Linked DNA regions of Mus musculus: regions 2 and 3 are each linked to region 1. The links are chromatin loops, found by intact Hi-C in ENCODE. Cell type or tissue: heart. All regions are shown on one strand.

What was found. Hi-C counts contacts between places; a loop is a spot of excess contacts. Peaks named below come from ENCODE experiments on the same cell type or tissue, not always from the same donor. Only the 100,000 strongest peaks of a DNase experiment are listed, where the experiment ranks them.
Region 2: a loop joins it to region 1, with 1.9 times the contacts of the local background. A loop is called at or near these places in 4 of 42 quality-filtered maps.
Region 3: a loop joins it to region 1, with 1.9 times the contacts of the local background. A loop is called at or near these places in 4 of 42 quality-filtered maps.

Annotation. Positions count from the first base shown.
Region 1 is chr4:139,129,615-139,132,114 of GRCm38, reverse strand. Micos10 (mitochondrial contact site and cristae organizing system subunit 10) reads left to right here and starts at 1,002. Exons shown (of 4, transcript NM_001163006.2): 1 at 1,002-1,193. The coding sequence starts at 1,130. In heart, no CTCF peak of the experiment used is centred here; DNase peaks (open chromatin) are centred at 1,014 and 1,774; H3K4me3 peaks cover 1,794 bases; H3K27ac peaks cover 2,027 bases.
Region 2 is chr4:139,245,201-139,247,700 of GRCm38, reverse strand. The region is part of intron 2 of Capzb (capping protein (actin filament) muscle Z-line, beta); the gene reads right to left. Among named protein-coding and RNA genes, the nearest start is that of Capzb, 54 kb to the right of the region's middle. In heart, a CTCF peak has its summit at 1,439 (motif pointing left); a DNase peak (open chromatin) is centred at 1,460; H3K27ac peaks cover 1,363 bases.
Region 3 is chr4:139,252,380-139,254,879 of GRCm38, reverse strand. The region is part of intron 2 of Capzb (capping protein (actin filament) muscle Z-line, beta); the gene reads right to left. Among named protein-coding and RNA genes, the nearest start is that of Slc66a1, 57 kb to the left of the region's middle. In heart, a CTCF peak has its summit at 1,010; a DNase peak (open chromatin) is centred at 1,429.

The DNA.
Region 1 (2,500 bases):
CAGTCCCTGGCACCCACAGGGTGGAGGGGCACCCACTCCCACTAGCTGTCCTCTGACTCCCACATGTGCCATTATAGGGCATGCGCAGGCACCCACACACTCTGTATAAAATGCAGCAGGGTGGGGGGTTGTTTTTAAATCCATTTGAATGGAAGTCGTTCATGCTCAAATAAATACTCCCCGACTGTGGCCATGCAGACAACCCTAATTAAACTGTGGATGGAGTGGTGCACATCTTTGATCTCAGCCCTACAAGGCAGAGACAGGTAGATCTCTTAATTCAAGGCCAGCCTGCTCTACAGAGCCAGGTCCAGGACAGCCAGGGCTACACAGAGAATCCCTGTCTCTGAAAAACAAAACAAAACAAAACAGAGACAATCAGAGAAACAGAAAACAAAACCAAACCCTCATATAACATGCCGGGCAGTGGTGGCACATGCCTCTAATCCCAGCACTTGGGAGGCAGAAGCAGGGGTTTTCTGAGTTCAAGGCCAGTCTGGTCTACAGAGTGAGTTCCAGGACAGCCAGGGCTACACAGAGAGACCCTGCCTCAAAAAAAAAAAAAAACAAAAACAAAAACAAAGTATATAACATATATATATATATATATATACACACACACACACACACACATTATTTTATTTGTTATATGTTTTATTATATATAATATAGATATATAATATACGTATATTTTATATATATACATGTATACATATACATACACACATATATACACATACACACATGAGGAAGATGGGGTTCAGTAGGTATAAAATGGAGGATGAAAGAGGGCAACAGTAGAACGGGAGGAGGGCAATGGCCAAAATAATTATGTACAAATATGAAAAACCCAGGAAAGACAAGGCCTTCTGTACTCTGGATGTAGTCAGTCTTCGCTTCCCTTCCGCTATCTCCAAGGTCAGGGTCACCTCCGGCTCCCAGGCAACCTGTCACCTTGACGACCGAGCGAAGAAAAGCCGGAAGCCAGGGACGACGTATGTGATCCCGCGATATTTGGCGCGCCGGCTCCGGCCGGAAGCTTATGGTGGCGGCCGGCTCTCGCGAGACTTGCCATCAGTAGGAGCGCGGGGGCCGGCCGTGAAGAGTGCTGGAGTTGCCAGTGAGGAACATGTCGGAGTCCGAGCTGGGCAGAAAGTGGGACCGGTGCATGGCCGACACGGTCGTGAAGCTAGGTGAGCTCATCTGCCTCTGGTAGGCCCTGGGCTGGAGCCGAGCGGCCCGCGCGCGGACGGGAAGCCGCAGGGGTCAAGCCGCGGCCTGCTGCTGTCTGGACGGCGGGGCGCGCTGAGCTGCGGGGCGCTGACAGGTGACGACTGTCAAGCGGGGCGGCGAGGGCGACGAGGGCGACGAGGGCGGCGAGGACAACGGGCCGAAGGGCGCGGGAGTTTCCGAGGTGGCTGGAGGTGCAGGCCCGGGGAAGCAGCGGTGCTCCGGGAGTGGGAAGGCGTGCGGGACGCGCCGGGAAACTCTGTCACTCCATGCCCCATGTCCCCCGGGTTAGGCGAGCAGCCGGCCGGAGCGCAGACGGCTCCCCAGCCGGGAGCAAGCGGCCTTCGGAAGAAGGTCATAGAAGAAGGCGCTTAACCGCCTCCGTCGGGCCGCGCTGGCAATTGCGGTCGTGCCCGGCCTCATTGATCCGAACCCGCCTCGGGTCTGCAGTTGGAGCCGGGGGTTATTCTCCGGAAGAATGGCCGCAGTCAGATAGATCGCGGCCACCGCCGGCCCCCTCGGTAGTCCAGGTTGTCTCTTTGGACACGCGTCCTGTGACGACACACTTTGTGAGGTCACGGGGTCGGGGAAGGAGGCTCGGGGGGCGGGGGTGTCCCATATAATAGTGATGGTGATGCAGATGTTAGGCGCGCTGCTCGCCACGGTAGCTCGGAAATGACCTGTCTCGTCGTGAGTTGGAGCTCGGTGAAGGAGCTTGCCTGAAATCGCGTTGCTGATAATGTGGCATAGTTGAGAATCCCTCCCCCCCCAGGATTTCTTCCTTGGGGTTCTCAGGCTCTCTGCTGATCCTCGTCCACTCCATCTTTCTCTTGTTGATTGTCTGCAGCTATTGGTGTGTAGGCCAGAGATCGATGATGAGTGGCTTCCCTCCCTCAGTAGCTCTTTGCCCTATTTATTGAGACAGTGCCTCACTATGGAGACCTGGCTGGCCAGGAAAACTATGTCAGCCAAGTTAGCCCTGAACTCAGACACTCTCTGCTGGATTTAAAGGTGTGCACCACTACACAGGACTCTCACAGGAACTGGAGCGCATCAGTTTGCCTAAACTGGCTGCCCATTGAGTTTTGATCGGCCTTCTCCCCCTCCCCAGCATTTTTTCATGGGTGTTGAGGATTTGAGCTCAAGTCTTTTTTTTTTTTATGCCAGGGGCTTTATTATCCACTGAGCTGTCTCTCCAATTCCTCCGACTCTTTCTTCTATACTAACATTTATTGTTGAAACTTAGATCCCATTCTCTCCCCCCCGCCCC
Region 2 (2,500 bases), 120 kb before region 1:
CAAGAACAGGGACACCTGAAGAAACAGATCCTGGGCATGAGACAGGATCTTGGACTCACCTAGATATTGGGGGGTGGGGGTGGGGTACTAAGACCCAGCTAACTCAGACCAACTCACTGGCTGCAGGGTGATGTCCCCAGTCACACAACTCAGTTCCAGGAGACACTGAATCCCATTCATCTCTGATTGCACATCTTGCAAAGTGTGTACAGCTCCTGCCTCCAGAGTCTGGGAATCTGGGGGGTGGGGTGGGGTGCTGTGTTCACCTATGGTTGACACATAGGCAGGATTTACTTTACACACTCAGGAGTTGGAAGAATGAACACCATTATCTCCTATGGGGGTCTCAGGAGCCAGCAGGAGCTTCCTTGGGAACTAGAGACTTGAAGTCACAGCATACAATTAATTACCAATGACTACTCTAAGTTGTACAAGTGGGAAGGAAGGTCAGAGAGTCTCTGCTCTAGGAAGGCAGGAGGGCCTCAGCTTAGAATACATTTGCCACACAACCCTCCTCACACTGGGGGTGGGGGCAGCTGACTTATGTGAAGGATGCTCAGTCCTAGCTGGGCATAAACCTCCTGAGGCTGTGTTCTCAACTGGGAAAGCTAGTCTAGCTTCTAGTCACCAGGAATTACGTGTCCCCATACATTCTAGAAAGAAGGGTAATGGAGATTAAGGACAATCCAGTCTCCTGTTTGGCTCTGCATCTGTCCTTAGAGTGGCCTGCTGTCAGGTCCCCACTCTGGGCCTCCATCTGATACTTGTCCACCATCTGTAACTTCAATTTTGCTCTTAGGCAAAGGTTTCAATTACATAAAAGGTAACGGGCCCACCAGGACCTGGCAGTCTGCAGCGTGGAGAGAGCTGCTCACACCTCTCCTGTGGCACACCAAGCATCCAGAATCATTTGCAGAGACCAATTTCAGAGGCCTAGGGCTCAACAGCCCAGCCTTTCAGGAGGCCTCTCCCAGGCAGGCTCTGTGCACATTATGACTGACAGGGTCTCTAATGAGCCTTAATTGCCAGCTCAGCAGGCCTACAAACACATGCAGCAAAGGGGCAGGCGCAAACCACCCAATTACAGAGCACAGTGTCTGGCCAGACGAGGGCCACTGACCCAAGAGAAGGGTGGGCCCCAAACTCCCAAAACACCTTGCCAAAAGCAGTCTGGAGCCCACCCTAGCCCAGCTAGTGTGGCCATTTGGTGTTGACACCTGGCTTCAGGCTCCTTCGTGGGTACCACGGCTGCCTCCCTCCCCATCAGCATTTCTTTAATGATGGAGGACAGACCCCCCTTGCAGCGTGGAGAGGTAAAGGCCATACTGTATGCACACTGAGCAGCTGCCTACTGGCATTTTCTCTGGTGGCAGCATCTGTATTTGGAGCCAGCCATCTGCTGGTGACCTGCAGTGATGAGGGAAATCTATTCCTGGGAGCAGCTGTAGGCATAACCATGTGGCAGACAACAGGCTTTAGAGTCACTCAGGCTGGGGCTGATCCCAAGTCAGAAAGTTAGCAGTCAGTGGAGAGAGTCTGGGACCAGGTACCTGTGTCCCCACCTTCAGAAGACTGCCTGCGGAGTCTTGCGGAACCTTGCCATAGTTCTCCAGTGAAAAGCGGACTCTGGGACCTGAGGAGGTGTTAGCGCACGAAGACCAAGCGCCCAGGACCCACCCAGACAGCTGCTCCAACCCAAGTGCAAGTCTCATCTCACCTGGGAGGAAACTGAGGCCACATGAGGAGGGCAAGGGCTTAGCTTAACAGGAGCTTCCACTTTTAAGGTGCCCAAAGACCCCCACTTCATATTTTAGATACTGAAACAGATCAGCACCCTAGAAACACATGGCTAAGAATTCTGCAGGAGCCTGAGCTGCAAGTGTGGTAACCAGGTGGCCTGGCAAGGAAGGGGCACCAACTGGACATGTTTGTTTTCAAGAAGTGCAAAACCAACCAGTTCTCTGGTTGCCAGAGCTTTAGTGCCATGCCTGGCTGCTGGCACCACGGAGTCAGCAGCAACCTGAGGAGGGGTTAGCAGATGAGGTGCTCCAATAGCCTCAAAGAAAAGAAGACTTCGACAAGAGGGGAGAAAGCTAGAAACTGGGCCACTTTGTGACTGGGAAAAACCCTCAGAGGTGGCCTTGGGTGTCTGGATTCCAACAATCTGGAAGGAGAAAATCCTAACGTGGGAATGGGTCTGGAAGATCTGGCTCCTGCAGGTAGTGGCCGGGGACGGCTTGGTGTGTCCTAGTTCACCCTGACTCTTTGCAATAACCATTTAATCTGTGCAGCCTACCCCACCCATCTCCTGCCCCGCCTTGGACAGTTTCTAGATTCAGGGCACTCAGGGACAAAGGTGTTCGCTCTGCAGCCATGAAGAGCAATGACAGGCTAAGAAAGTGGAGATGTCTGAATTTTGGAGAAGCCAGTGGACACAGATTTCAGGTTGGCCCCTCAGAACCTCAACTCGACTTGGACTGGAGGGCTCCTTCCCACTTGA
Region 3 (2,500 bases), 120 kb before region 1:
GCACAGTCCTAAATATTTGGGAGGCTGAAGCAGGAGGATCCTAAGTTCAAAGACTGGCTGGGTTGTACAGTGAGTTTCAAGCCTACTTGAGTAACTTAAGACCTTGTGTTATGAGAAAACAGACATCCGGGAAGATAGTTCAGTGGTAGAGTGCTTGCCTACTGCACATGAGGTCCTCAATTCAATTCTCAGTGTCTCAAGTTACCAGCAAAACGAACAAATAACACCACTACCAAACCAAAGCCCCAAGCCCAGCCTGAAGAGTCACAGTAATGACAGAAGGACAGAACCAGGCAAACTATGCCAGAGACTAGCCACCCCTAAAGAGCTAATCCCAGACTTCTGCAAGCCCACGCCTCCAAACAACCACAGAAGAACATACACTCAACTGAGCCCTTACCATGGCAGCACACAGTGGAAAACTATGGAGATCGTGCAGGACATAGGATGTGCCCGAGCACACAAGTACCTAGGATGGGTCACAGACAGCTAGTTGGCTCTGCCTGCTCAGGTCCCTAAAAGACAAGTTCTTAAGTTGGGCCATATTTTCAAGTTCTGTTTGCATCAATCCCTCTTCTGATAAAAGACAACCTAGTCTAGAATGACACTGTGCTGTCACTGGAAACAAGTACAGACTATACAGTGTGGCTATACAGTGTGGGAGCAGCTGCCCTAGGCACATGGGGTGTGCGCATGCACATGCGTGTACATTCGTGTACCATGTGTCAGTCCTGCCCCTCATCCTGTCCTCTATCCACCTTCTCAACACTGGACTACTAGCCATCTCCTCTACATGCTAGTTTGTATAAAAACCCTCCCCATTGAGAGTTGGTGCAGAAACTATAGGCTGCTGAGTTAAACTGAATTTTGAGTCACAAGGAAGACGGTTCCAGTTTGACCACCCCTCTAATGTTACACAGGATAGCTGTTTTTAGTTGTTCAATCTAACACTCTGCCATATTCCCCGAGTCTCCTTCAGACCTGTCCCTGACTCCCACTTCTCTCCAGGCATCGTGGAGTTCCACCAATGGACAGCAGAGGACCCTGATTGCTCCTGAACTGGCTGTCCTAATACCAGCAGAGACTCGGGAGACTGTGCCCAGGGAGCCATGAGGGGACCCCAGTCAAGCACCATGTCCCATCAGCTGCTGAGGGTCTCAATCTATGCTTGGGTCCCATGGGAGCAGGCATTGAGGTCTTTTGCCTGAGAGCATGCTGGAAAACAATGGCTCTGTGAGCCAGTCAGTTATCTAAATCTGCGCCTCAGCTCTTCCTGCCCCTGGCTGTGCCACACTCTCGGGGTGTCAGAATCTGCAGTGATCAATGAGCTGAATGACCAGGTCCAAACACCTGAGTCTACTCCGTGCTCCAGCACTGTGAGGAGCAGAGCCAGCATAGACTGTGTTTGGCTGCGCTCCACACTGCCTACGTGACCTACCCCCATCAGCTTTTGTGTGGAACGTCCATCTAACAGCAATGGTGCTGGCCAAACCGGGCTGCTGAGGGTTCAACTTAATTTCCAGTGACTTGGAATAGTAACGCTATACGTCTGTTGGGACAGGCCCTGCCTCCGCCCTGGGCATTCTCACCTGGGTTTGGGTTCAGTCCAAGCACAGCAAAGGCAGCTTTAATGGGAGGCAGGACAGGCACATGTCTGTAGTCCAAACTACCCAGGAGGCTGACTCAGAAGGATCATTTGACTCCACTGAGTTCAAGACCCACAGAGACAACATGGAAAAAACCAGACAACAGTGACGATAAACCATAGAAAAGACGAGTTCTGTCACCATGGGTTCCAATCTATTGCCATCACTCCTTTATCCCCAGGACAGGTTTTCACAGAGACTATTTTTTTCTTTAAGACTATATTCATTCACTCACGCACTCACTCACCCACCCACCCACTCACTCATTCATTTTTTAAGAAAGTGCCCGTGCCATAGTGCAGACACTGAGGTCAGACACCACTTGTGGGAGTTGGTTCTCTCCTTCCACTACGTGGAACCTGGGAATCAAACTCAGGTCTTCAGTCTCGGTGGCAACGCTTTTATGCACTGAGCCATCCTGGTGGCCCAGAGACCTCTACTTTAAAGAAGAGGCACACGGGGCCTGAGAAACAAGCTGACCCAAGTCACACAAGCCAGCGTCTAAGGAAGGGACAGGGACACAGTTCAGCTCGGTTGAGAGGTAAATTGCAGCACTGCTCTTGCCCAAATGGCGTGTTTTCCTACTATCTAACCCAACAGCTGATCGCATGAAAGCGGACACAAATCAGAAGCTTCCGGCCACAGGCAAGGCCGTGTGCGCTGTCATATGGTTCCACTTTGCCTCTTCCTCTTCTCCATTAGTTATTAATGTTGAAAAAAATTGTTCAACCAGAAAAAGAAACTTGAGATGAACCCTTAAAAAAAAAAAAAAGGCACAAAAGCTGGAGTGGTTCAGCTCTCCGGATAATCTAATTCCCGGCGCCCTCGCCTTTCAGAAGTGAACCTTTGGACCT